Linked DNA regions of Mus musculus: regions 1, 2, 3, 5, 6 and 7 are each linked to region 4. Evidence: chromatin loops called from intact Hi-C (ENCODE). Cell type or tissue: heart. All regions are shown on one strand. Region 1 overlaps Zdhhc14 (zinc finger, DHHC domain containing 14). Region 2 overlaps Zdhhc14 (zinc finger, DHHC domain containing 14). Region 3 overlaps Zdhhc14 (zinc finger, DHHC domain containing 14). Region 4 holds the start of Tmem242 (transmembrane protein 242). Region 5 overlaps Zdhhc14 (zinc finger, DHHC domain containing 14). Region 6 overlaps Zdhhc14 (zinc finger, DHHC domain containing 14). Region 7 overlaps Snx9 (sorting nexin 9).

Region 1 (4,000 bases), 290 kb after region 4:
ATACAATCCTCAGGCCAAGGGCTACTTTATTTACAGTGTAAACCAAACTGCCTGCACACTGGAGCATGCAAGCAGTGTGCACATACCTCTGTCCAACAGGAGGTGGGGGAAGGCAGGAAGCATCTTTCCGTGGACACCTACAACCACAGCACGTTGACCCTGACTCCCAGCACCTGAACTTTCTGAGGTGTTTAGAAGGCAGTTGCCTCTCTGTTTGCCTAAAGACATGAACTTCAAGTCCCTACCCACTCTGCTGTTCGCCATTTGTACAGCTGAGTCTCCTACATGGAGTTTTCCTGTCACCCAGAGGAGCTGGCTTGGGGCTGGACTTGGGGAAATCTTGCTGATAAACATAGAGAGCTGTAAAGTCAGCAACCAACCGTCTCTAAGACCTGCAGCCGGGAAACCCTCCCGACTCCCTGCTCACCCATGGCGCCAGCCTCCTGCAGGAAGATGCTAGCTGTGGGGTCTTAGTTGTGTTGCTTCGCTAGCTAATAGGTCTCCTTTGAAAGCAATATGGATGTAACCCAGTCTTTCCACTCTTCTCCATGAGCATCCCGCATACCCACACAAGAAACCCTGAAAACCGGATTTCCTCAGAGGGAAGCAAGAACAGAGAAAGTAGGCTATGTGCTCAGCAAAGGGAAGATACTGAGTTTATTAGGCAACAGACGTCCAAAGCATTTAACAGTCTCATTTAATCCTAAACCCACAGTGGAACATTATCACTCAATTTTATTTTAACCGTAAGGGGGATATACCAGAATTTCTACCAGTGTCTGTTGATTGTTTCTCTGACTGGTACACATGCTGATATACATGCATTCTCCCACTCACTCAACCAGCACCGTCCCTGAGGTTCTTGCTATGTGCTAAGGGCTAGACTCAAAAGATAGAAGGGCTATGATGCTCTTTCTCTCACACTCAGTGTCAGCAAGCAGCACAACGTGGAAGCAAGCCTGTGATGACAACATTAGGGACCTTCACCGGACATCAGTGTCCAAGCAACATCAATGGTCTCGGCTTAGACTCTGCAAGGCTCCCAAGCACCAACCTCAGAATGCTCTGCACGGTCTCTAGATTTAGAACCTAAGCAGAAGCCACCTTAAAGGTGCTGTAAGCCACTCTGGAATCTATAATGGACATGAGTCGGTTGCTTTTATGGTGCATTGGCCAAACAACGTAAGGGAAGAGAGATTTACTGAGGCTCATGGTGATGGCTCTGCTGACAGCTGCTCAGCCCCCTGTGCTTGGGCAGCACATGATGGTGGCAGAGGTGTGTGGTGGGATGTAGTGCTGTCAGGAGCATCTGTAAGTGTGTAGCACGTGTCTTCACTTCCTGGAGAACAGAAAGCAGAGAGTGGGGGTGGGGTGATGAATGACGACAGGTAGGAAAAAGATACCCTCTTTGCACGAACACCCAAGTGGCATGCGTTAGGCTCCCAACAGTCCCAGTACCTCCCTCTACTGGCCATGGACCAGTTGCACACCATGAGCCTTTGAGGGGCACAGAACCCTGCTTTGCCAAATCCCTGAGCCAAAGCACCTCTGACTGTCATAGGAACTATACAGAGGCATCTCTTCCACATGGGGGCGCTGTAGAGTCAGCCAGCAGCGGGCTTCCACTGTAGAACCTTTAGGTAGATCCAGAGAAGAACATCGAGGCCTTTAGATGCCTTGAAGAGGAACAAGGGTGGTGAGGGGAGAGAGAGCTAACTGCAGAGACCAGAGCACCATCATCTACCATATACCTGAGCTTGAGGAATTGCATAGCCCTTTCCTGCCCCAAGTTTTCATCCATAAGGTGGGAACAGTAATGTGTCATCTGGTAGGGCCTCTCTGAAGATGAAGTGGGATAGTGGACAGCATTCAAATCTTGCCTGACACAAGACAAGTACCATGGAAGAATCCACTCATACCATTTTCTCCCCGAAGTTCATGAATGGAAAGATCTGGCACACTGTAGCCTTTAGAGCATCTGCACAAGAGAGGGCGGGACTGTGTGTGTAAGCGCTGGGTTCCTACCAGTCAGCCCCGTGACCGTTAGCAGCTCACACTGCCTCGCTAGTCCTCAGTGCCCCTCTTTTGCTTACAAAAGAGGGTCTGGGGCTTCCTTATCTAAAGTCTCTTACAGCTCTGAGCAGCTGAGTCGATCCTTGAACGTCACAGTCCCAACACATAGGATAAGCCCACAGAAGAGGGCGAGCCACGACCCTGAGATCTCTTCTCCAGCCCATCACACCCCACAGTCTCCAAACTGAGCATGTCTATCCTTTCCAGAGGATGGGGCATTCTGAAGTCTGGTCTGTATGCCCCCTTCCCCCCAGAGTCACACTGTACAGCTCTCTCCCCACTTGCCTTGTGTTCCTTACATTTCTGGGGTAAGTCTCACTCGGTCACGTATGCAATTCTTTTTATGCTGCTGGACTTTACTTTGCTGGGATTCTGCCGAAGCAGTTTTGTCTCTATTCATAAGAGCTTTTGGTCAGTAGCTTTCTTTCTCTGTGAACTCATTCAGTGTTGGTATCAGGGTGACACTGGCCCTCTATTATGAGTTCAGAGTTGCATTCTCTAGTCTTTTGCTGAATAAGTTGTGAAAATGGATGCCATCTTTTCTTCAAAGATGTGGGAGAACTCACTGGTGAGGCCTCTAGCCTTGAGTTTTCCTTCACAGACAGATATTTGCTCTGTGCTGATGAGTCTGTTCCAAGTTTCTGTTTCTTGGCCAGTGTCAGCCATGGGTGTCTTTGCCTTTGTAGCAATGTGTGCGTCTCATCTGTTCCCGTTGACCCATCTGTCTTACATCAGTACTGGTCTATTCTGGAAATGGATGAAAGATGAGATAACTGGAGGACTGGAACTGTTAAAGCAAATAAAAAGTTACAATGATTTATAAATATGGAAGGAAAGAGATGTAGGTAGAGACTTCAGTGCAATTAAAAGGCACATGGTGCAGGGCTGGCCAGATGGCTCAGTGGGTAGAGCTGCTTTCCATTCAATTACAACCCTGATGACTTGAATTTGATTCCCAGAACACACATGGAGCTACAAAGAGAAAACCAATCCTGCTGAGTTTTCCCCTAACCTCTACATATATTCTGTGGCATAAACACACCCACACATAATAATGAGTAAGATAATAAACTTGAAATAATTTTTAATGCACATGGAATAATCCCTGAGAGACAAGTTGGGATTTTTTTTTTGAGGCAGGGTTTCTCTGTGTAGCCCTGGCTGGAACTCACTCTGTAGACCAGGCTGGCCTTGAACTCAGAAATCCGCCTGCCTCTGCCTCCCAAGTGCTGGGATTAAAGGCGTGTGCCACCACTGCCTGGCAAGTTGGGATCTTTTTAAAGGGTGGTCTTTGTTTTAATCTGTGTGTGTGTGTGTGTGTGTGTGTGTGTGTGAGAGAGAGAGAGAGACAGAGACAGAGAGACAGAGAGACAGAGAGAGACAGAGAGAGACAGAGATAAAGACAGAGAGAGTGAGTTTATGCGTGTTCACATATGTGAGTACAGGTGTCCACATACCACAGCACACATGTAGACATCGGAAGACAACCTCAGTTCTCCTTCACTTCCACCTTGTTGGGACTGTGCCTCTCACTGTTCCTAGGTGCGTCTGCAAGGCCAGCTGGCGCATGATCTCCTGGTGATTATCCTAACTCTGACACCCAGCTTGCTCCTACAATTGAATGTCAGATGTGCGCCACCGTATCTGGCTTTTGTGGGCTCTGAGGATCCAGCTTAGATCTCACACTTGGGTGGAAAGAGCTTTACCCACTCGACTATTTTCCCAGCCCTGATTTTGGTATTTATTTACTTATTTTATAAAATACACATGACTTTCCTCTCTGAGAGGGCTGGAGCCTCCAGCCAAGGGACTCCACCAGGGGTCCTGCATCTTCTACAGTTTGGTTTGCCTTCTTTCTCTTTGAATAGCATTAGAGGCAAATGTATATGCCCAGAAGTGTCCTGGAGATGCTAAGGTATGGTGAAAT
Region 2 (4,000 bases), 92 kb after region 4:
CAAACAGGTCCCTCCACAGCGCCCATCCCATAAAGGCTGGTAAGTGGGTAATTTCAGGGCTAGTGTAGACCAGGTTCAGCATTCTTCAGGTGAGAAAAGTGTTTTAGACAAAAGCTTGTCAGAGATAAGATGGAACCCCCACCTTCACTCTGGCCCTGCCAAGGGCTTTAGAAGGATGAACTAGAAGTAAGGTAAAAATAACTCAAAGGCAGAAATAAATTCTAATCCACCTCCAATACAAAATAGTATATTTGTGCCCACAGCCCTTCCCTACCAGGCACTGATGCAGCCCTGACCCCTTTGGAGCTGGCAGTCAGTGAGACACAAAGCTAGCGGCACAGATCTGAAACTGCCGACTTGCCGAAACAGGACTGTAGTTTGGTTTTTTATTTTTTGAAGTACATTTTGATATTTTTCAACCGTTCCAATTCTCCACCTCCTCTTTAGCATTCTGAGCACTGTTGTTTCCAAGGATACCTCCCCTTCAATATATTTCCTCCCTTTCAATATATATCTGGACACACCTTTTGACTAACTTAGCTACCTTTCAAATTTTATTTGACACAGTGAGGCCCATTCACTCAAGGAAGCTTTGCGCTGAACTGTGTGTTAACACAGTGTCCCTCTCTTGTGAATCACCCAGCATCGCAAGGAGTCAGGTTGCTGCCTTAACGCTGAGCCTGAATTGCGCCTCCAAGGCAGGCAGTCCCATTTAAAATACCAGGGAGCATTTTGCCTGCCTCTTCTCATCCATGGAAAAAAAGTGGAGGATCAATGTGGCGTTTCAAAGACGGTTCCTTGTTACCAAAGAGCCTGTATATTAATAGTTGCATCTCTGTGGGAGGCAGGGGATGATGTGATAGGAAAGGAGAAGGTCCTTTTTAAGGCTTGACATAATTCCCCCACTGATGCTAGTGAGATAAATTTCACCCACCAGGATTCTGGCCTTCAAACCAATGAAAGAGTGGAGTTGGGGAGATACTTAGCATGCAAGCCCAAGGAAGAGAGTTTGGCTCTCCCACCCCCATGCAAAAAGTCAGGTGAGGTGGCCCACACTGTAACCTCGGGGAGTTCAGGAGAGTTCAGGAAGTGGAGACAAAAGAGTCACTGGGGCTTGCTGGTCAGACAGTCTAGCCAATCAGCAAACTCTAAGTTAAGTGGAAGATCAGTCAAGAGAGAGAGAGAGAGAGAGAGAGAGAGAGAGAGAGAGAGATCATGAGCTACATACAAAGCTAGACATGTGTCTGATGACGGAACATCTTTGTGGCAGCTTTTTCTTCCGCTCTGCACAGCCTCCAAAGCTCACAGGAGTGATGCTGCTGAGGATGGTGGTCCTGGAGCTATGTCTGCAGGTGCATATGTAAGAGAAAAGGCTGTGCAAACTTGAGAGCCTTTAGTCTCCGTGTCTGTCATCTGTTCACCTTCTGTATTTATCTCACACAGTCAGGAACATTTACTTCAGGGATCCTCACACGTGGTGGCACCTTTTCCTCGAGTGGGACAGTTGAGCCCAGCTGTGTTAGATACCCAAACTATCCAGACCAATTGAGTCACTACACATAATACCTTTATTGTCACCAGTCCCTTCAGTTTTATTCATCTGTTTAGGTTTCCATGGATATTTTATCTGCCTGCATATCTGTGTATCACATTGGTGACTGGTGCCCACAGAAGCCAGATCGCCTGGAACCATGTGGGTGCTGGGAATTAAACCCGGGTCCCCTGGAAGGGCATTCAGTGCTCTTAACATTGAGCCATCTCTCTTAGCTTCATCATGATTAAAGGCATCTACTGTTCCTCCCACCACTGTATGCCAGAGACAGCTGACGTTTGCCAATGGCCTGCTGCAGGTACCATTCATAGCCCACCTCTGGGGCCCACCGTAGACAGTTTGACAGATGAGTACATGGGAACTCGGAGCCAAAGGGACACATATCCTGACAGACTTGTGATCCTACAAAATGCCACTGTGCCAGGTTCTACAGACACCACAGGGAGCCACACAAGTTCTCTTGTGGAGGACCGTGTGGCTACAGAATATGGTAATGCAGACAGTGGAAAACTGTAGGACTGCACAGTGAAGTGCACATGGGATGGGGCAGGGAGAGGCTCCTGAGAGGAGGTGATGCCTGAGAGAACTGGGGACGCCAAGTATGTGTGAGAATATCTGTTACCTTAGCACTTCAGAGGATGAGGCAAGAGGATCGCCACAAGTTCTAAGCTGCCTATGTAATGAATACCAGGCCAACCTGAACCACACAGCAAAAATAACTGTTTAAAATAAAAGGCCTCATAGAATTGTACCTTTCCTTGAGAAAGTGTTTGTTTGTTTGTAGCTCAGTAGTAATAAATCAGATTCCAGAAGGAGGTTTTTAATTTGCTGAGCCAATTTGAGTTTCTGGCTCCCCCAAGTGAGCGCTGTGGGTTTGCAGGACGGCCTCCTCTGGAGTTCATTAGAGAAGCAGAGGACTCACAGAGCCCTCCAGGAGTCTCGGACTGTTATGCACAGAACAAAACCACCCAGGGGCTTATCAGAGCCAAGGCCCCTCCTTAACAGCTTTGCATGGTAATATGCCAAGAACACCTCGCCTGGTGGGTGTTTGAAGTGAGTGACGTTTCAACCAACCTAATTCAGGGCCTCTGCTCCTTTCACCCACATTTCAGCAGACACATGCTTTGCATGACAGCTTGCTTGCACCCAAAACAAACGTACTTCTTTTTCTGATCAAACACCAGATACCGAAGTGACTTCTTTTTGTTTGTTTGTTTTGTTTGTTTTTTTGTTTTTTTGAGACAGGGTTTCTCTGTATAGCCCTGGCTGTCCTGGAACTCACTCTGTAGACCAGGCTGGCCTCGAACTCAGAAATCCGCCTGCCTCTGCCTCCCAAGTGCTGGGATTAAAGGCGTGCGCCACCACGCCCGGCTCCCAAAGTGACTTCTGAAGATGTCTGAGGAGTGACTGCAGGTGATAAATTTAAACTAACTTTGTTCTGGTGGGAGGTGTGTTGGGAGGAATGTTGAACAAGCAATGCCGATAGGACGTGGATTCTGGGGGAATGGTGGACTAATGGCAGTAAGAAGTTTGTATGCCACTTACTAATTGCTTGAAGAAGAAGAATAAAGACAAGACCAGATGCTTGTGTCTTGCCAGTGACAGTGGACATTGATTCAGTGAGGTTGGGCTTAAAAACAATCACTGCCCTATTATTTTCCTTGCACAATTTTGAATCAAGATAAGAAGAAAAGAAAGGGGGGGAGAGAGAAAGAGAGATTGAGAGAGAGAGAGAGAGAGAGAGAGAGAGAGAGAGAGAGAGAGAGAAACGAACATCAGGTCGGGAAGGACCAGTGCTCCTGAGGATCTGTGGGGAAGGCGGTCCTGATCACACAGACTCTCAAGGACACTAATTAGCAGGGTCAGGATGCTGAAGCTATGCTCCACGAGCAAACACCTAAGAAGCCTTTCCCAGCTAACTGTTCCATCTCCACAGGCCCCAGAGACATTGCCACCATCAGGGTTTAGTTTTAAGAATGTTGGGGAAGGCTTATAGAATCTTTGTTCAATGACTGTACTTTCAAGCCTATATTCAATCTCTCCCTTACTTGATGTGTCCAATCTCCATGGAAATATCACTCAACTTCCTACCATCTCTAAATTGCCACTGCTACCCAGATCTGAACCCTGAACTCTGACCCAGATTTTCTCCTTGGAGTTATGTCTGGGCCTGCTAGGTCACCCCCACCCTATTCCAATTCTGTGTTCATTTTGTAGCCACTCTGTAGCCAGAGAAAGCATCCCATTAGCTCTAAAATTAGGTTGTTCTGATTTCTTTTTTTTTAAATCATTGATTTTTTTAAATTGGAGTTACATCTATAGATTGGTATAGGAATAATTGACATAATTGTGTTGTATCTGCTTGTACAAGAACACACTTCAAGTGTTCATTTGTATCCTCGGGTCTGTTATAAGTTTTCCCCATAAGAAACATGTATAGCCTGTGCT
Region 3 (4,000 bases), 310 kb after region 4:
CAAGCCACCCCTTGCTAAAGGTTCCGCAACATTGCCCCCAGCCCGAAACCAAGTGTTCAAATACCCTGGCTCTGGGGGACATGTCATATTCAAATCACCACAGTCACTGTGACCAAAACCATTTCCAGTGCCTATCACCTTAAAGGAGCCTCCAAGGAAGAAAAGGAGACTGTTAAGTCAAATGTGTTCCTGTAGTTTATTGTAGAACTGGTATCCTGGTCAAGATAGCATTTCCTCTGCAGTGCGGAAAGTGCACATAGAGAACCAGGCAGTATTTTAGGGACTAGATACTGTGGGCCTCCGTGAGCACTCAGATACTCTGTATCAGAAAGCCTCACATGGGCACTCAGATACTTTGTATTAGAAGCAATGGGTGGATGACTGTAGGGGAGTGGTGTCTAAGGACCCAGGAGGTCTGTTTACTTCCAGACCTGGGGAAAGTCACCAATAACCTAGCATCTCCTGTAAGTGGGATGTGAATATTGGATCAGCAAACAACTGATGCTCCGGGTAGCATCAGAAACAGAATACATATTTATATTTGAAGGCTGTAGCTACAGAGACCCTTTTGGGAACATTTGTTAAAGGTAAAGATGACACAGTGTATATTTGGGGAATTTTTAGAAATAACTTAGTATTACTTAATATTTTATATCCTCCCCCTTAGAGTTCAGATCTGAAATGTCCAAGGCCTGGGTCCCACCTGTTGGGAGGTGGTGAAATCTTAATTGAAGAACAATTATTGAGAGTATGCCTTGGACAGGGATCTTGGGCACCCGGCCCCCTTCTCTGTTTGCATGTTGCCTGTCATGAAGTAAATAGGTCGTCTCTGTCTGCTGTCTTCCCCTGCCCCCAGCCCATAACACACTGTGTCTCTGCAGTCCCAAAGCCACAGAGCCAAGTGACCATGGGTTGAAGCTGTGAACCCCAATAAATCTTTCCTCTTTTTAAATTGATTCGCTCAGGGATTTTTGTCAGAGGAATGGGAACTAACAGTGCCTTTAATCTGATATCAAGCAAGGCGGAGGCAACAGTTCCACTGTTAAACGAGGTCTCCTCATAGACCTGAGAAGGCCAGATCATCCTCTTAACCTAAATCTGCATTCTAGGCGGACTCTGGAAGGTGGGGTAGTCTTCTGTCTATCAGTTCATGCCCATAAGTGGTCATAAGGCCAGAGACAGAGCTTTACAGCTGAGCAGAAATAAGCCCCGCCCAGCTTGAGTCCTTTTGACAGAATTAGAGCAAAAGCCATGAGAAATCTAAGCCATTGTAAACATGTCTATAGACCGCATAGAAAATTCATAGCATTTCAAAACTGCACTTTCAGACAAGCCATCAGCCAGAATAGAACGTGTCTCAAGTTTTACCCCCAAATCTACAGAAAGTGAAAGTAAATGGTCTCTTTGATGTTTTGAAGTTTTTATGGCTTTTTATATTTACTTATAGGGTGTGTGTGTGTGTGTGTGTGTGTGTGTGTGTGTACTCATGCATTCGATGGTGCATGCGTGGAAATCCAAGGTTATCTCCAGGAGTCAGCTCGCTCCTTCTATCACGTGAGACTAGAGGGAACTCAGGTCTTCAGGCTTGACCGCAAGCAAACACCTTCACCCACTGAGCCAACTCCATGGCCCTCCGTGGTTTCAGACTGAAGCACTAAATACTCACCTACTGTGTGGCATTGCAACATCTGAAACCATACATTTCTTTATCATTTAAACAAGGGCTATGACTCAGAGCAAAAGCCCCAGCGCTCAAGCTACAAAAGTCTGCGGGTAGACACGCATACAGAGCCAGCTTCTACTCTGGCCTCATTCAATATCTGATGAATTTTTAATCTAAAACAAAAATAAACAAAAAACAAAAACAACAAAAACCAATTTTATAGATAGAATCAGTGTTCAATTATTGTGGATCCTTTAAAAGGATTGTTTTGAAAATGAAAATGTTGGTTTCTTCCATGTGGTATTATTCATCTATATGAACTATCACCATCATAAATAGGGGCTTAGCCTTTTCCTCTTAAGATTACATAACAAGGGAGATAAATTCAAGTACACTTTAGAAACAGGGCCACCAAATTCAGAGAAAGAGGAAAGTGGTGATAGCGCCCTCTACTGGTGGAAGGTTAAAAGTCCGATTAAAAAAAAAAAAAAAAAAAAAAAAAACAACCTAAAGCGAAAAGCAGAGTGACAGGTGAGAAAGAGGAGAGTGGAAGATGAGAAGAAAAAGAGAAAACAACCAGAATGCAAGTAGGAAAGGAATGTATCGAAGAGAAATGTGGAGGGAGAGCACATAGGGTGTGCAGTAACAGACAGAAAGAAAGTTAAATAGAAACAGCTTTAAGAATGGGGGCTTAGAGGTGGCTTACGGGTTAAAAACACTTGCAGCCAAGCCCGACAACCTCGAGTTTAAGCCTGAGAATCCACAGGGTGGAAAGGGAGCACTGACTTCCTAACATTATCCTTTTAACTTCCACATGCATGTGCACACGCGCACACACATGCACACACGCACACACATGCACACGCGCACACACATGCACACGCACACACATGCACACGTGCACACACATGCACACACGCACACACATGCACACGCGCACATACATGCACACGCACACACATGCACACGCGCACACACATGCACACACGCACACACATGCACACGCGCGCACACGTGCACATGTGCACACACATGCACACATGCGCACACAGGCATGTGCACACACATGCACATTCACCACAGATAAATAAATGTAACTTTTAAATCCTTTTTTTAATCAACAAGAGGAACTAGAAATTAGAAGCAAAGGTCAAACAAGCAAGAGGGGGTGAGGATATTTGTATTGGGCATCTCCTGAGAACACGGGCTGCTTTCCAAACCATGATGTTCTCACAGAGGATCCATGACCATGAGAGTTCCCCCAGTCATCACCCTTAAAATTTGAACAGTATGACAAATATTTAAAAATTCTGACCTGAAAAAGTGTGTATGTGTGGTGTGTGTGCAGTGTGTGTGTGTGTGTGTGTGTGTGTAAAGTACAATTATAGCCCTGCATAATCCTGATTCATTTGATTCCATTGTTCTAAGGAGATGTTTACTGCAGACACTATTTATATACTTACAGTATGGAATGATAAATTCCAGTGTACAGAGCCTGTAGTTTGAAACTGATGAGACCCCACCCTGCCCCAGTTCCGATCATTAGAAGAGATATGGGCAATACCTCCCAGAAGTCCATTTGCATGAGTCAGGTGGCTTTCCAAGGCTGCAGGATTTCTCAGCCCTTAGGTTCACAGTTTCTGAACTGTGCTCGTCAGAACCTCAGAAACCTAAGAACGGCAGAGGGGGGGTCATGAGGCGTTTACACATAGGTCCTACAACCAGAGAGCGCCCACAGCTATGCCTACCCAGCCATTAAGGTGTTAAAACAAATGTACGTAGAAGTCAGTGTTGAAATAGACACTTGGAAAGACTTTGGGGTGACTTTATGCAGGTGTGTGTATGTGTGTGTGTGTGTGTGTGTGTGTGTGTGTGTACATACCCATGTATATGCAGGTGTGAGTGTAAGGTAGGTTGGAGCAGAAGTGAGGAGATCAGAGGTCAATGTTGGGTGCTGTTCGGCCAGCGCTGTCTATCTTGTTTTCTGAGAGTCTCTCACGGGCCTGGAACTCAAAACGTCGCCTGGGCTGGCTGGCCAATGAGCCCTAGGGTCCATCTGTGTATGCCTTCCCAGCTTTGGGTTTGCAGATATCTGCTGCTATGCCTGGCTTTATTATTATTTTTTTTTAGCATGAGTTTGGGGAACCATACTCAGGTCCTAGTGTTTGTACAACAAACATTCACCAGCTGAGCCTTTCCACAGTCCAGATGGCACCCAGTGTCACCACAGAAATCTATAAAATCTATAAAGCATTTTCAACAGAGTTCCAGCCAGTGACAACAGCGCTGTGCTTGCTTTTAGCAAGCCATGAGTCTGCATGGGAAGCCACCAAAGGG
Region 4 (4,000 bases):
GCCTGAAACATAAAGGATCCCAAGTAAACACTTACTGAGGCGAACAGTAAGTCAGCAATATGGGTGGGAGGGGAAAAGACAAGACATTATAAGCAACTACAATACACATCAAGAAATTCCCCACCAACCAGGGAAAGCAGGCACACGACAAACAGCAAATGTACAATCCTGCTAACAGAATAATGATCTTCTGTCTCTAGTGGATATAGTTAGTCACCCAACACTTTATGAGCACCTACTGTGTGCCAGGCACTTTATAGCGACTGCGGCCCTTGCATTAAAACACAAAAACAAAGTTTTCACTCATTCTAAAAAAATGTTAAAATTTTAACATCTATGAAATAAATATACTTCTTGCAACCAGCACCAATAGTTTAAGTGATATTGCTTTTCTTTCAAAGCAAGGTCTCTTATTATCAATACTAAATTACTTATTCATGCTGTAGGGAAAACAATGTTTCCAAAGTTTTGCTCAGTTATTCTTCAAAGCCTCATTCTGTTAATTTTTAAGGAAGCACACGGAAAAAAAAATCAAGACTGACAACTAGTATACTTCTTAAACCCATGAGGGTTTGTGGGTGTATTTTCAAAACCATGTGAATGAAGGTCACTATTTTTTCCTATGCAAAAAGCTGTCCTTTGTTAAAAACAATAGCAATGCTATGAATGGATTTCAGAGTCACAAACCTTATTGAACCACTCAGGGCTTTTCTTTTTAGCTAATGATAATGTTGTAACAAATCCAGCTAGCATTCCCGCTGCGGCTGCAGAACCAAGGAAAATTCCACCTGCCAAGAATTGAGAGAAGGGATTAAAAATAAAACTTAAATTAAAGAGAATTGCACAACGAAGTATCAGAAACTTTCAGGATTACATTCAAAACTCGAAACATCATGGCTAGGCGGCTCTTGTGAAGTGGGTCTGAGAAACCTGCGTGATCTCACGACCTCGGGTTTCTGGTTCAAGGGTACGCTCTGAAGCTCAGTTCTTCAGGGCTGAGAATGGGTTTTTTTCCCTTCTCTCTGTCCTCAAGGACAGCAGCGCGAAGTTTTTCCACGGGAAGAAGAGATCGTGGCAATCAGAAAAGGGCAGGGCACAAGAAAAACTATAGATAAGGATGGGTAAATACAGTATGGACTGGAGAGTAGATGGCAGGATTTACCCGCCCCTGCCCAAGGAGACTTCACCTGGTGAGTGACATATGGGCCCCACTGGCTGAGTTCAGAATAAGGGCTCTCAGAAAAGAATGTGTTCCGGAACATCACATCCCAGCTCAGAGCAAGCATACCTTTAACCAGAAACAACCGATCGTCCGGAGACCCTGGAGCTTCTAATTCAGAGGACTCCCCGGGCCCAGGACCCGAGGTCTCCATTTTAAAGTCTCCTACTCTACTGTTTCCGTTACCAAAGAGGCCCGAGTGGAAGCTCAAGGGAGAGAGAAGAAAGGTTCCGCGGCTGCCTTCCCTGTGCAACCTGAAGAAAGGTCCGGGTTTCCCACTTTCCCCGCTTAACACTCTTGCAGTGAGAGAAGACAGAAAGGCTGCTCTCTGTCCCAGCCCAGAGCCGAGGGCGGCGCCCCACAAGACGGCCCTCCTGGGAGGATCACTCGCCTTCTTGCAAGGTGATGATCTGTTGGACTTTAGTAAGGTTTTGGGTTTTTTTTTTTTTGGTTTTGTTTTGTTTTCCCTACTTGGAAGAATACTCAGTTCCGACTCTAGGAGGCAGTGAGAGGTCGCAAATGGAGCCGGGAGCCCATCTGCCTGGCTTGGATCCTGGAGCTGTTTACCACTCCAGATACACTTGCACTGCTTCTAAGGATTTGGTCCGCACTAACAGACCACGATTCTAAAAAGCAAGCCTCAATATTTTCCCCGCTTCTTTCTGAGAAATTTCGAAATAGTTATTTCAGGGTTAAGTGACATGCCCAATTCTGGAAGAGAAACATCTCACCAGCTTCGAAGCACACGCCCTTCCCAAGATCTGATTTGCCCGCCCCCAGTGGACGCGCTGGGCTGGCTAAATGATTGAATGAACTGAGCCAATCTAGAGAGCAGAGTACAGAGGCCCTCTCTCAAAGCTTATTAACACGGGCTCCAAGGCTGCCCCGGACTTGCTGGGATCCTTAGCAGCCTGCAAGCAGGCCTGGGAGGACGATGTGCCAGGGTCTACGGACAGAGTAAATGGCTATTGAGGGAAGAGTAGTGGGAAGTAGCCAACGTTTTCAGCCTCTCAAAGGGAGACCTAAGACATATGGCATCATCTTTTAAAATGAAGCCAGTTCTTTAGCCTCTAGCCTTTTTCTGAGCACTTTAAGGGCATGGGCATCTTGAGGGTGGAGATTGTTATCTATACTCATTTGATATTCCCCAGCTCTCAGTGTATTACCTGGTCATGTATAATAAATGCCTGTCCGAGGGACGGGTAAATGAAAGCATTAGTTTTTGCAGCAGTTAAATGCATTTATTAGCTCAGACCTGCGTTCAGGTCGTAAAGCACTTCTTATTTGTGTGAACTTGGTGTTTGCCATATAGCCTCTCGTTACCTCGTTCCCCTCAATTATTAACTATGGAAACAGTACCTCACAGGATTTTTGAATGAAGAGGTGCGTGTGTGTGTGTGTGTGTGTGTGTGTGTGTGTGTGTGTTGTACATCCCTCTTGACCACTTGAAAAGCTGATACAAGAGGATAAATTCAAATCTAACCTAGGTAACAAGACCCAGTTTCAATCTTTTAAAAGTTATGAGTGTGATGGAGTTAGCATAGTGTCTGGCACACATAATATGCGTTTTAATTGCTGTTATCATTGATTCTAGTAGTTTTTAAAGCATTACATACGAACGGTTAAAGCTGCCCAGTCTCTCCCATTAGAGACTTTATCTCTGAAAGTCTGGGGCAGCATGAGATCTGATGCTAGGCTTGGTTGAGGACAACTGCTCTGTTTCTGTCCAGTTCCTTAGAAGCCTAGTTTCAGAGTCTGGGAAGGCCCCTTACAAGTGGGCAAATACTGTGCCCACTTGTAGGCACTTACAAGAAGGACTTATACTTCTCCTTTCCTGTCACATATAATAATAGTGACTATAGCTGCTAACATATTGGATGCTTCCTATATGCCCTTGCTATATCTTTTTGGGTCACTGAGAGCCCATCAGGTGATACTGTTCAGAGCTGGCAGAATTTTTGAACCATGAGGCCTAGTGGTTCAAAGTCACTGAGAGGTGTGGCCTATAAATCCAGCTTTGGCTAATTCAAGAGGGACTGTGAGACCACAGCCTCTTCCTCTTCCTGTCCTTGCTCTGTTCAAGGCCAGAATGGATGCCAGGTGTGGTGGTGCATGTGGGTGTGTTGCAGAGCAGCCTTGTGTACATAAGAAGTTCCAGACCAGCCAGGGATACATAGAAAGACCCTATTAAAAGAAAAGGACGACTTTGCTCTGCTGCTGAAAGACCCACAACGTGAGGACTCCCCCACGTTCTAACTCAGGATAGGCCACACCCCAAATCACTCACGAGAAACAGTCTTGATGCAAACTGCAAGAGGTTTATTTGGGAAAGACCAGTGCACTGGGGACGACTTGTATCCCATGCAGGGGTAGAGGAGTTGACCACGAGCTCAAGGGGTCAGGAAAACAAAAGAGGAAACACAGACAAACAAGATCAGTGCACTGGGGACAACTGGTATCCCTCCCAGGGATAGAAGAGTTGACAATGAGCTCAAGGGGTAAGGGGTTTATAAAGACACAAAAACCACAAACACCTGGCATTGGTCTATAGAAAGGCAAAAACCACAAACACCTGGCATTGGGCTATAGAAAGGCAAAAACTGCAAACACCTGGCATCCTGGAACAATGGGGCTATTTTGGACACAGATCTAGGGGCTTAAATAATTTTTTACTCTCTGTCAGGATCTTTTACTGCCTCTTCTCATCGTGATGGCGATGCGAAAGGACCCTTGCCTACAACTTTCTTGTTTGTTCATTTGCATGGATGGGACAGAATCTAC
Region 5 (4,000 bases), 170 kb after region 4:
AAGGACTCACAGCCCAGATGGCGGTCTGTCCTTGGCCCCGCTCCCGCTCTTACACATTCTCCATCCTTTGGGGCTAACCTCCACACTTCTGACTAATCCAAAGGAACTTTTCCTTGTGTTCATCCTTGAGAACTTGATCTTTCTACTTCTCATTTTCTCACGACCCTCTTTCCCTTTTCCACTAATAAGAAATAGTGGCATCTTTGACTAAATTCCTATTCATTTAAAAGCATCTTTACCGCGTGAGTATCGTCTGCCCGCCAGTGTTTACCTTTCAGAAATAGTGTGATCTCTGTCAGACATCACACTATTTCTTGGTAAAAATGTCTTGTGTTTGCGGTTATGCTTTTATTTTGGCTTTCCTACATATCTATGTTGCTGGTTTATGTACGTAGACATGTGTGCTCCACTTCGAGCCTTTTGCCTCATTTTTAGCTGGCCTGGAACGCTGCTGCAATCTTGAGAAACTGTTAGCGAAAGTGTTTGCTCACTTCTGTCCTAGCGCCTAGATCCTTGGTTCTCAACCTGTGGGTCTCGACCCCTCCACAGAGTTTGCATCTCAGATATCCTGGATATCAGATATTTACATCGTGATTCATAACAGTAGTGAAATCACAGTTATGAAGTAGCGATGAAAATAATTTTATGGTTGGGGGTCATCACTACACAAGGAACTATTATATTAAAGTGTCACAATGTTAGGGAGATTGAGAACCTCTGGCCTAGTAGAGTCTAGTGCATCTGAGCAGTTTTCTTTCTTGTTTTTGTTGATGCATGCCCCATGAGAGCTTTAGGAAGTGGTTCCTTTTGAGATTATAGGCATCTAAACATGTTTACTTTACTCTTTCACTTGACTGATATTTGAGTTAAGAATAACATTTTAACCAAGCAAAATTATGAAGAAATAATCCTGTTATCTTTTAGCTTCCAGTTTTGCTATTCAGAAGTTCTGGGTCATATGCAGTAAGAGAAAACTGCCCAAACCTAAACTTTTTTATTACTCTATTTTTCTTTCTTCCAAATCCCTCAGACTATTTTCTTTATATCTGGCTTTCTGGGGATTTTATTTTCAATTTATTATTTAGTATGCTTTTGTTCCTTTCTTCACATTTCACTGTTACCAGCCCCCCTTTCCTGCTTCTCCCTCACAGACTCCTGCAAAGAATATTCTAGACTCCCATTCTCAGCTGCCCCTTAAAGCCACCCTGGTGAATTTATCCATCCTGGGAAAACCCTCTTTGACCACATTTTACTAAACTTATCAGCCCTGGCCACATAGTCACTGCATTGTTCCAGAACTTTCTCCCCTTGGCTTCTTTGCTGCTGCTCTTGCAGCGTCTCCTGGCTTAGCCTCTTCTGCTGGCTTTACTTTCTCCACTTGTTTCTTTTGCAGTCTAGAAAGGGCAAGAAAATGCAGTGCTCCAGTGGGCTAAGAGAAAGCTCAGTGAGGTAGAAGAAAGGGCCGGCACAGCGCCCAGCCCCTAGGATCTCGGTCTTTGCAACACCCTGCCTGCCAGTGGCTTTAGCTACCACACCTGGGTTGCTGGGCTCTTTTCTATGCAACAGATAGGTCTGCTTCCTCTTTATCTCTTATTAGGATTAAAAACAATATGCTATTTTGAATCATAATTTGTCTCTGTGACTTGGACATCAAATGATGGGGAACAGCTGACTCCAGCCCCAGCCAAGGCCTCCTGCTTCTAACGCAGAATGGAAGTGGGAAACAGGAAGAGGCCCCACCCTGCTCCAGATGTTCCCCTTGCGATATCCATTTCCGCGATTCATTGTCTATACTCGGTCTGGGTCTGCTCAGAGTGGAGGGTGGGGTGGGTAAGTGGTGGTTAGCGAGGATGGGAGAAAACCATTTATAGAATTGTACTTTCTCTGAGTCTCTGATTCCCACATCTGCTCGTGCCCCTGCTCAGTGCCCCTGGACTCCTCCTCCTCCGTATGCTGTTAGTTTCTGGAAGACCCCTGGGTGCTTGTTAAGTGTAGCGCGCAGCACAGTGTCATAAACAAATGGGCTCTTGGTGATTGATACCTTCGGGGTTGATCCTGTCTGTGACAGCTGGGAGAGGCACCAGCGGCTGGCAGCAGCCTTAATACCTTAGAAATAGATTCTTAGATGAAACAGTCTGGGCTGGGCACTGATGAACTAAAATGGGGGAAAATCCTGCTTTGAAGAAGGTAGCTTCAGGCATTTTCATAAGCTCCTTGTGGGTATTATCTTACTTTTGTTAGGCCGCTTCGGTGGGTCCTTCACTTTCCACCCTGAGAGGGGAAGAAACCTAACAGTAGAGGGTAAGGAAGGAACTTGTGCATGTCCAGGATTTTAGCCGATGGTGTGAGTTGGATGTCCCCTTCCCTGACTTCGGTTGAAATTTAATCGTTACTGTAACTATACTGGGAGGTGACCCTTACAGAGGTGGCCTGGGCACCAAAGCCTCTGCCTTTAGGTATGTGACAATGCCATCATCATGGGATTGGTTTTGGTGTAGTAAGCTCTCCCAGAAGGTCCTTAACAGATGCTCAGTAGACACTATCCAGTGCTTTTAGACATTCCAGCCATTGTGTGAGAAAGATTTCTGTCTACACACAGCTCCCAGCCTCAGGTATTCTGTGATAGTAGCAGGAAACAGACCACTCAAGTCCCACTGACATAGGCACCACAGTCCCTGCTGCTCCAGTGACCTCTTGGCCACCTGGCCTCCCCCACAGTCGTCACCTCTAGTTCTGCTCTCCCGTAGAACTTCTGTGAACCACCCTCCAAAAGTAGAGCCTTGTTCTGTGCCATGCAGACCTGGTACGTGGCAGGGGCTTATAGCTCACATAAGCTCATGGTGCTTCCTTTTGGAAAGGAGAAGAATAATAATATACATTGTTTCTAAAAACTCAATGCATCTGTTGGAGCAGCTCAAAGTATGTTCACTGTTTGGTTCGTGGGATTGGTGCAAATCTAATTTGCACACATGTCAGAGTTCAGGATTTGTGTATATTATGTATTTGGGGAGAGTTGTTTGCTTGTTTTGAAATAGGGTGTCCCTGTAGCTGGACTTTTTGGCTATTTGTAAATTTGTCTTTCTTCAGCCCATCTCAACCCCTTCACTTCTTCCCTTGTAAGCCCCTAACACAAGGTAGGAGAGAAAGAAGAACAGAGGGGGAAGAGGGCAATGAAATCGTTAGACTACTTCCTGCTGATCAGGGGCATCAAGTTCCTTGGGGCAAGTTTGATCTACCCATCAGGATATTCAATTTCTCCCTTTTTTTTGTCTCTGTGCACAAATTGACAAACTGTAGCCAACAACACCCAGCCACCAACTGGCAAACCCTGTTGGGGCCCTAGCATTTATTTATAGACCCTCTGAAGAGTCCCCAGAATCCCAAAAGTCACACACTTGCAGAAGCTATCTGCAGCTGGTAAAAATCACTCCCCTGCTAGAGCACGAGGCAAATCATAGTCAGCTGCTGTGGACACTCTGAAGCAGCCCCATAGCCCACACCTGGCATTAAAATGAAAACACATTCTTATAATAATTTTTGTGTTTTTAGAGAGACCAAAATTCTCACTACAGTGTCCCATTCTGTTTTGTTTGTGTGCCACGCTAGGGATCAGATATTGTAGGCAAACGCTCTATTGACTGAGCTACATCTTCAGCCCGTATTCTTAAAATGTCTTTATTATCCCTTGACACATGTTTCCATTTTATATACAGTTAGCATTTCATTATCAACGGCAAAACAAAAGCAAAAAACAAAACAACAAGTGAATTAAAACCCCAGTGTTTGGGAACTGGGAACAATAGTCATGGTGAAGCAGGCTGTGTCAGCATCGCAGAATAAATAGGTTTGTGGGGCTTCGTTTAATAGCATGGGCGTTCTAAAGAGAAGGGCAGTCAATGCTGTTGCTTAAGGATGCTCGAAGGCAAGGACTCCTGGGAAGGCACCTGCGCCTGGAGCCTTCTGAGCAGCTCACTCTCACCAGGTTGCTCTGCTCCATGAG
Region 6 (4,000 bases), 160 kb after region 4:
ATATGTCCATAGTGTGTGATGCAGGCAGCCCGTGTTCCTGTCTCATGGGCCAGATGAGGCGTCACCACTTAGCACACCCTTTCTTGTTCACCTAGCACGCCCCTCCTCTTCCACCTATCATGCCCCTCCTCCATCACCTAGCATCCCCCCTCCTCCATCACCTAGCATGCCCTTCCTGTGGGCAGTAGATGGGCTTCTGGGTTGCTGAACTAAATAAGCTCTTCTGAAAAATAGCATCATATAATTTTAAAGCTGTGTTTCCATGGGAGTGGGGATCAAAGGAGACTTCAATGCAAAGCATAAAAGCCCACATTCTTACTATTCATCATGAGCCAGGTTTTCAGAAGGACATTTGTTCATGACAAGCTAACCTTTTACATTTTCCCATTCTAAACCTCAGAAGCCAATTGGAACTTAGTATAAAATGGTTGAATTAACAATACTCACTTTTTTTTTTTTTTTTTGTAGATGTGTTCTCAGCGAGTTGACATTTTGTGTGTAGCTTCTGGCGTGGGTTCCAGTAACAGCTTATGCTGTTTTTTTATTTAATTTTTCAAAAGAGAGGTTACAAGGAACTTTAAAAAATGCTAAAAGTTCACACTCGTTTTTATGCTTGTGAGGTTAGCCCTTCATTTTAGGTGTGGCACGTTGGTACTTGATAAATGTTTGAAATGTCTTCATACGTTTGTTTTTTGAAAACAGGGCTCACTTGTCAGCATTGTTTGGCAGACTTGTGTGAACTCAGCAAATAAAATGCCATTCTTAGGGTGTCAAGGTGCAGCTGTCTTCTGGCCCCTCCCCTCCTTATCTCTTCCAGTCAAGGATGAAAGTATGGAATTCCATTTTGGTGGTTCCCCCTGCAACCAAGCAACTTGCAGGGGGAGGCTGGTGTTTCACCTGTCATGGTTGGGATTACACGTTCTTCATCAAGCACTTCCCCTCTTGCGTCATTCGTTCTTGGAGCCAAGAATCACAGCCTAGTAGCCAGCAAACGGTGGGTGTCTAGCTGTGTCTTCCTAGTATGGTTCCAAGTTCAGCACGGCCACCACTGGGCTTCACCAGGACTGAGTCTAGGTCTGAGAATGTGGGCTCCGGGGCCCATATGGTATGAGGGTGCAGAAATTCCACTGAAAGCAGGTCCATTCCCACGCTGGCGAGAAAGTCGCCATGTTTGTTACTCTTCTTGATGCTGTGATAAAACACCCAACCAAAGCAACCCAAGGAGTAAAGAATGGTTTGGGATTACAGTCCACCGGGGCAGGAAAACGATAGCAACAGAAACTTAGGTGGCGTTTCACATTACATCCTCAGTCAGTGCCTTAGGTGAGAAGCACAGTGAGGCATGCAGGCAGATGTGATGCTGGAGAAGGAGCTGGGAGTTCTACATCTGGATCTGCAGGTAGCAGCAGGAGACTGTGTGCCATACTGGGAGTAGCTTGAGCATATAAGACCTCAACACCCACCCTCACAGTGGCACACTTTTTCCAACAAGGCCTCACCTACTCCAGCAAGGCCAGACCTCCTAATAGTGGCCCTTATGGGCCAATCATTCAAACACATGAGTCTATGAGGGCTACTTCTATTCAAACCAGCATAGTCAAGAAGTGGAAAGAGATGAGCTCAGCTGACTTTCTCCTCCTCCAAACCCCGTCCAGGACCTCAGCCCATGAAATGATGTCAACCACTTTAAGGTGGATATTCCCTCAAGTAACCTAATCTAGAAATTCTTACCCAGTCATGTCCAGAGATTCATCTTCTGTGACTCTAGATCTATCAAATCGACAGCATTAACCATCACTATTACTCTTTCCCATTTGTTGAATTTTGAACCTCCAAAAAATGTTGAAGTTGTGACCTCTAGGACCCTAGAATGTGGCCTTGTCTGAAGACAGGGATTTAAGTGAGACCATAAGTTGCCATATGTAGTCAGCCAGTTAGATGTAACAGGGCCATGCAGAGAAAAGAGCATGAAGAGACATATAGAGAAGGTGGCCACGTGACTTTCACAGGACAAGCCAATCCAAGGGATGCCGGTATACTCCAGAAGATAGAAGAAGCAAGCATCACCTTATGCCCTCAGAGTGTAGCCATGGCAACCCTTAACTTGTACTGCCAGCCTCCAGAACGCCTAGACAACCTGTTGCTGCTGCCTTTGACCACGTGGTTTGTGGTTCTTGGTTGCAGCAGTCATGGGAATCTGCACACAAGCTTGCATGACCTTCCAAGGGCGGCTACAGTGGTCACAGTAACTGGACTCAGTCCTTTACCACTTCCTTATGAGCTTCCTGTCTGCCCTCCCTGTGAACATGGTGACCTAAAACCTTGTGTGGGGTAGGTGTGCTCTGTGTAACAAAGCAAAGATCCGGCCTGCATGAGCAGAAGTGAGCGATGGTGGTGAAATCACTGATATGAGCCTCAGGTCCCACCCAGCCATGTCTGCCATTTCTGTCACACTTCCAAGGTGAACTTGGGCATGGCCAACCTGAGATCTCTGAAAAGCGTTTGATGCTCACAGAAGCAGTGAAATCGAATAGGCATTGCTCTGTGGGGGTTGTGCTAAGCCAGGGTCTGCTTCGCCTCAATACACAGCTTTTCAGTCTTTGAGGATCCTGTAGCCTCGTGATTTGCCCACCAGTCATGCAGCATTGAGTCAGACCAGGATCCAGCTTCCATGGCCCAATGCTACCAGCCCTGTCAACAAACAGTTTAAAGGAATTACCCCAGGGCCAGCACTGGGACACATGGTTTCTCTCATCGCCTAACCTGTAACCTAATCAGAGACAAAACTAATGTCCCAGCATTGCTTCACAAATGAAGAAGCAGGAGAAGACACGGGTGGAGGGTTGGGGGTGGGTAGTGGGGGGGGTGTAGTGGGGGGTGGAAGGAATGGGGTTCTCTAATCCCTTCACCCAAGAAGCTCTTTTAAATCTGTAATTTAGGATAGCAGCTATCTTCACCCTGAACTTGTTATGGGAAAATACTTTGGGAGTTATAAACAGCGTCAAGAGTGTAGAACATTTGTCTGAGCTGTAGAGAATTGACACGAGGTGTGCATCTGGAGCAGTGGCAGCTTGGTGCAGCCCCTGCTGTGAGCATCGTTCCAGCATTGGTGGCTGAAGAGGATGTCCTGAAAAGATACTCACAGGCAGAGGTACGAGGATGTGAACTGAGGAGGCAGAGTGTTGATCTGATTGGTCAGTCTGGCTATTCTATGGAGATTTCCCATAATCCAACTGAGAATTTGATATCAAAGTCAAAGTTAATCAAGCAGTTGGGTGCAGGAAAGTAAGTGCTTTAATAATTTTTAAAAATATATTATCTATAATATAAAATATTTGCACAGCTTGGTGCTTTTTATCTATAGAAAGTATTTAAGGCGCATTACCTCTGGGGTCTCCTAGCAGAAATTTTTCTGGACTCTGGAACATGCGAGCACACTGTTTAGACTCACCACCTCTTCTTTCTTTCTTCTCGTGCCCAAAAGTTGAGATTAAAAAAATGCAAATCCAGGTAAATGTGATCGAACTTCTGTGGAATATCGTGACTTGGGTGTCGATCTAAAGTGAGCTTTTAGTTATAGATTAGTTATAGTTATAGTTATAGTTATAGATTATGTGGCTTTTGTCTGTGTGGCTTCTGCAATGAATTCGGGGACTCTTCTGTGGGAGTACTGTGCAGGTGTGGACCCCATATGCGTCGTATTAATTCAGTTCATTTGGTTTCTTTCTAGCTTTGGTAAGCTTGAACTGTAATTGGCTCTGCTTTTGTCTGTGGTTGGATGATTCCCAATAGAGGATCTTGTTCTGTTCGTGTAAATAAAGCACCATGGGCTGGGTAGGTGAACAAAAGACACATTAACCTGTCATGTAGTTCTGGAGCTCAGAGGTCTGGGGACAGGTTTCAGCCTCCCATGGGTCAGTGGCTGCTGATGGCTGCTTCTGATCTGCTGATGATATATATATTTTTTTACTGTATTGTCACTTGGCCAAGAAGACATCTC
Region 7 (4,000 bases), 480 kb after region 4:
CCTCTGTCGCCACACTGAGCCTTAGTTATGCCAAACCTTCCATATGGAGATGGTGTGTCTGGTGACTGTGATAGCCACATGCACGTGAACGGGCTTTGAAAGTGAGGCTCTTGTAAGGGGGCCTCTTCCCCTGTGCGCCATCCAGTGAACCAGTGTGGGGGTGGGTTGTTCAGAATAAAGTGTGCTGCTAGTTGAGCAATCAGTTAAAAATTAAATAGACAGTTAATTAAAGAAATCAGTAGTTAAAAAATCATTTCATCAATATTTCATTACAGAATAGATGCTATTTTCAATCATTTGAATGGTTTTTTTCTGAGTCACTGCCAGAGAATGGTAAATGCACTTCAGACCGCTCCGAGAACTAATCAGTTATCAATTCCTTCCAGCCTTACCCAAGGAGTATCAGAAGATAGGGAAGGCTCTGCAGAGCTTAGCGGCAGTGTTCAGCTCCAGCGGTTATCAAGGTACGGGGCAGTTGTTAATACTTTTCTTGTTAGTAACTGTACAGTGATTGTCCCCCTTGAATCACGTGAGCACGTGTGTGCGTTATGTGGTGCACATGTCAGGGTTAGAGGTATTTCCTCAACTTAGAATTATTTTTAATTTAAATTATTTTTTACAGTCCATATTCTATTCCCCCCAGACCCCAACCCTCCCTCCGATTGCTCCACATCTCACATCTTCTCTCCACCCCACCCCATCTCCACATGGATGCCCCTAACGCCCACCCCACCTGACCTCTAAACTCCCTGGGGCCTCCAGTCTCTTGAGGGTTAGGTGCATCATCTCTGAATGAACACACACCCGGCAGTCCTCTTCAGTTATGAGTTATAGGTTTAGTTCTATACCCCATTTTTTGATTGGGTTGTTTGGTTTTTTGGTCATTAACTTCTTGAGTTCTTTATGTATTTTGGATATTAGAATTTTATGTATAAAGCGCTGGTGGTCTTCTCTTGTGGCTCTCCATAAAGCATACAGTAGGTGCTGGTACACTGTCATAAAGCATACAATAGGTGCTGTGTCACCCTGCTGTGCCTTAGAGCATGTGGGTTTACTCTTCCTGAGCAGAGTGAGGCTCCGAGTGCCTGCTGAGGGCACCAAGAGCAGCCTGTACCATCTCTGCTGTCAGCCAATGAGCAGTTGATATTTATATTGCACAGGACACTGGCATTAAATGTACTCAGTATATTTTATGACTTATTAAGTTTATTAAAACTTGTTTTTAAAGAGCTTCTCAATTCCTCTGGTTGGCATCTGTTTTAAGACAGTGCTCAGTGGCTGTTCAGCTTGGTCTTCTAATTATTTAAATGAGCTTGGTTCCTAAGGCTGCCTTAATTCCACCAGATAAATCTCTGGCTGCATCCACAGCAGTATGGATAGTGACACTAGAACAGTGTAAGAATTGTTGGCATGACCCTGCCAAACCATGAAACATCCCATAGTCTTGGAGATCCTTGCATGGAAATGTCTTTAGTAAGACAGCCAGCCGTGAGAAGGCGTAAGGACGGCACCTACATGGAGGAACACAGTATGTGGCCTGGCACCCTTCACCAAAGTGAGCCAGGTGCCTCCCTCAGATATGCCCATTTGAGGAGTCTCCCCCTGGCCAAGGAAGAAAATTGGACCATTGGTGAAAACAGTAATTGCCACAAAATGAGGTCTAGCACACATATGCACACCAGAATTAATAAGATACTTGGAATGTAATCCCAGGGCCTTGGGGGAGCGTGGGCTCCATCTGCAGTTCTGAAACTGTAACGACAGGCACACGCATTGGCGCTGCTTTCCCTGTTCAGATGTCACTTGGTGGTGGCCAGGGGCTCCGCAAAGCAGGGGTTCCTGATGGAAGAGTTTTAAAGAAGAACAAAGAAGCGATGTCAGAGAAAGGTGCAGTTCTGTCAGAGACGATCGAGGCCGCTTCTGGAAGTGCAAAAACTAGACTCAGCTAGAAACTGACTATGGATCAGGTTAAGCCTCCAGGCCTGGTGGCCCGCGTGAGGGCATGGGAGGGACAGAGGGTGTCACCACAGACATTGAGTGTGTAGTGCATGACTCACACTCCTAACACCCCACAAAAAGACAGGGGTGACAAGAGCCCCAGGTTAAGGAACATGCCATCCTGTCTGTGTGTGCACTACCTTTGCACACTGGCTCTCACAGAGCCTGCCTGAGGTGCTGGAGGCCCACACGCTGCTCTGCTCCTCGTGAGAGCAGAGCCATGACCTTTTCCTAGGTGTGCCGCAGTGTCCTTGTTCTTTAAAGATTGCCTAGAACGTGATGTGTGTCCCAGGAAAAGAGAAACCGGGAGCACGGGGTCTAGATGGAAAAGCTGGTCACTGTCTGAGTTAGAGTTTCTATGGCTGTGATCAAACACTAACCAAAAGCCACTTGGAGCAAAGCATTTGTTTTAGCTTACAATTGAGGAAAGTCAGGGCAGGAACTGTTGCAGAGGCCATAGAGGAACTCTGTTTACTGGCCTGTGCCTCCTAGCTAGCTTAGCCCCCTTTTGTATAGCACTGAGGACCACCAGCCTAGGGGGTGGAGCCACCCACGGTGAGCTGGGCCCTCCTGCGGTGATCATTAGTAAGGAAAATGCACCCGAGGCCAGCCTAGTTTTTGATTTTCTCAGCCGAGGTGTCTTCTTCCAATGACTCTACAGCTTATGTCAAGCTGACATTAAAAGCACAGACACCATCTGCTGTCTGGAAACCAAAGAGTGGGGGATGGGAGTTCTCACCAACGTTGACAGTTTTTAAGTTTTCTACACTAAAACTATCAATAAAGTCTGTAACAAAAACCGTAAGTGTGGGGGAATATGTGTAACACAGTATAGTCTCTTCCAAGACTGCTGTCTGTTTCAGGAGAGACCGACCTTAACGATGCAATCACAGAAGCTGGGAAGACGTATGAGGAGATCGCCAGCCTTGTGGCAGAGCAGGTACTGCTGGGATCACACTCCCCAGCCCACATTGGTTGTTTAAACCCAAACAGCTGTCCCCTTTCTGTTTCTGTGGCTTTCTGTTCATTTTATTTAGTGATAATGTTTTTCTTTTTCAGTTAAGCCAGAGAAGACAAATGTCTCATTAAGAAATCCAAGTGAAGCTTTGTAGCTTACACCTGTAGCTTACACCTGTAGTACTAGAACACCAGAGGCTGGAGGCTAGCCTGGGCTACATGGGGCGTTTTTGTTGTTGTTGTTGTTGTTGTGTTGGGTTTTTTTTTTTGATTTTTCGAGACAGGGTTTCTCTGTAAAGCCCTAGTTGTCCTGGAACTCACTCTGTAGACCAGGCTGGCCTCGAACTCAGAAATCCGACTGCCTCTGCTTCCCAAGTGCTGGGATTAAAGGCGTGCGCCACCACGCCTGGCAGGGCCTGGCAACATGGAGCGTTTTAAGCTGATCTCAGTTACAGAGTAAGGCCCTTTCTCAAGAAGACAAAGAAAAAGAATCTAGGCTGGGCATGGTGGCACACGCCTTTAATCCCAGCACTTGAGAGGAGAGGCAGGCGGATTTCTGAGTTCGAGGCCAGCCTGGTCTACAGAGTGAGTTCCAGGACAGCTAGGGCTACACAGAGAAACCCTGTCTCAAAAAACCAAAAAAAAAAAAAAAAAAAAAAAAAAAAAAAAAAGAATCTAAGTGTGTGTGTGTGTGTGTGTGTGGGGGTCCTGTGGCTCAGTGGTAGTTGGCCTAGATTGCTATTCATATCTGTAAGGCTCAGATTTTGATCCCAACACCGTCCAAAAATGAAGGTAGGGGATGGAACTGAAGTGAGTTGGCCACGGTGCCTCTGACCCACTCTCAGCCAGAGGCTAGAGTGGCGAGGAGCCCTGGCATAGCCCTTGCACTGCTGCCTGCCCTCTCTAGCTTGCTTTCCTCATCTGTGAAGTGCCTTGGATGAGCCTCAGGAATGTAGGCAGTATTTTTTATTGTCTATTAAAATATAGACATTAAACGGTAACATCTTTGCTTGTTATAATTTTATGCCTGTATTTTATTGATTAA

The links. Hi-C counts contacts between places; a loop is a spot of excess contacts. Peaks named below come from ENCODE experiments on the same cell type or tissue, not always from the same donor. Only the 100,000 strongest peaks of a DNase experiment are listed, where the experiment ranks them.
Region 1: a loop joins it to region 4, with 2.8 times the contacts of the local background. A loop is called at or near these places in 28 of 42 quality-filtered maps.
Region 2: it touches region 4 in a loop (8-fold over the local background); 13 of 42 quality-filtered maps call a loop at or near these places.
Region 3: a loop joins it to region 4, with 4 times the contacts of the local background. A loop is called at or near these places in 37 of 42 quality-filtered maps.
Region 5: it touches region 4 in a loop (2.2-fold over the local background); 2 of 42 quality-filtered maps call a loop at or near these places.
Region 6: a loop joins it to region 4, with 2.1 times the contacts of the local background. A loop is called at or near these places in 2 of 42 quality-filtered maps.
Region 7: a loop joins it to region 4, with 2.7 times the contacts of the local background. A loop is called at or near these places in 9 of 42 quality-filtered maps.

What each region holds. Positions count from the first base shown.
Region 1 is chr17:5,732,083-5,736,082 of GRCm38, forward strand. The region is part of intron 8 of Zdhhc14 (zinc finger, DHHC domain containing 14); the gene reads left to right. Among named protein-coding and RNA genes, the nearest start is that of Gm41519, 37 kb to the right of the region's middle. In heart, CTCF peaks have their summits at 1,512 (motif pointing left) and 1,717; no DNase peak of the experiment used is centred here.
Region 2 is chr17:5,530,520-5,534,519 of GRCm38, forward strand. The region is part of intron 1 of Zdhhc14 (zinc finger, DHHC domain containing 14); the gene reads left to right. Among named protein-coding and RNA genes, the nearest start is that of Gm52305, 5.2 kb to the left of the region's middle. In heart, no CTCF peak of the experiment used is centred here; no DNase peak of the experiment used is centred here.
Region 3 is chr17:5,746,601-5,750,600 of GRCm38, forward strand. The region is part of intron 8 of Zdhhc14 (zinc finger, DHHC domain containing 14); the gene reads left to right. Among named protein-coding and RNA genes, the nearest start is that of Gm41519, 22 kb to the right of the region's middle. In heart, CTCF peaks have their summits at 2,102 (motif pointing left) and 2,317; no DNase peak of the experiment used is centred here.
Region 4 is chr17:5,438,845-5,442,844 of GRCm38, forward strand. Tmem242 (transmembrane protein 242) reads right to left here and starts at 1,416. Exons shown (of 4, transcript NM_027457.4): 1 at 1,289-1,416; 2 at 688-788. The coding sequence starts at 1,373. In heart, CTCF peaks have their summits at 1,728 and 1,928; DNase peaks (open chromatin) are centred at 1,457 and 2,027; H3K4me3 peaks cover 1,864 bases; H3K27ac peaks cover 1,485 bases.
Region 5 is chr17:5,613,476-5,617,475 of GRCm38, forward strand. All of the region lies in intron 1 of Zdhhc14 (zinc finger, DHHC domain containing 14), which reads left to right. Among named protein-coding and RNA genes, the nearest start is that of Gm52305, 88 kb to the left of the region's middle. In heart, no CTCF peak of the experiment used is centred here; a DNase peak (open chromatin) is centred at 1,746.
Region 6 is chr17:5,599,938-5,603,937 of GRCm38, forward strand. The region is part of intron 1 of Zdhhc14 (zinc finger, DHHC domain containing 14); the gene reads left to right. Among named protein-coding and RNA genes, the nearest start is that of Gm52305, 75 kb to the left of the region's middle. In heart, no CTCF peak of the experiment used is centred here; a DNase peak (open chromatin) is centred at 2,214.
Region 7 is chr17:5,921,744-5,925,743 of GRCm38, forward strand. It overlaps Snx9 (sorting nexin 9), which reads left to right. Exons shown (of 18, transcript NM_025664.6): 13 at 387-464; 14 at 2,862-2,938. Among named protein-coding and RNA genes, the nearest start is that of Gm46599, 4.6 kb to the right of the region's middle. In heart, a CTCF peak has its summit at 1,748; no DNase peak of the experiment used is centred here.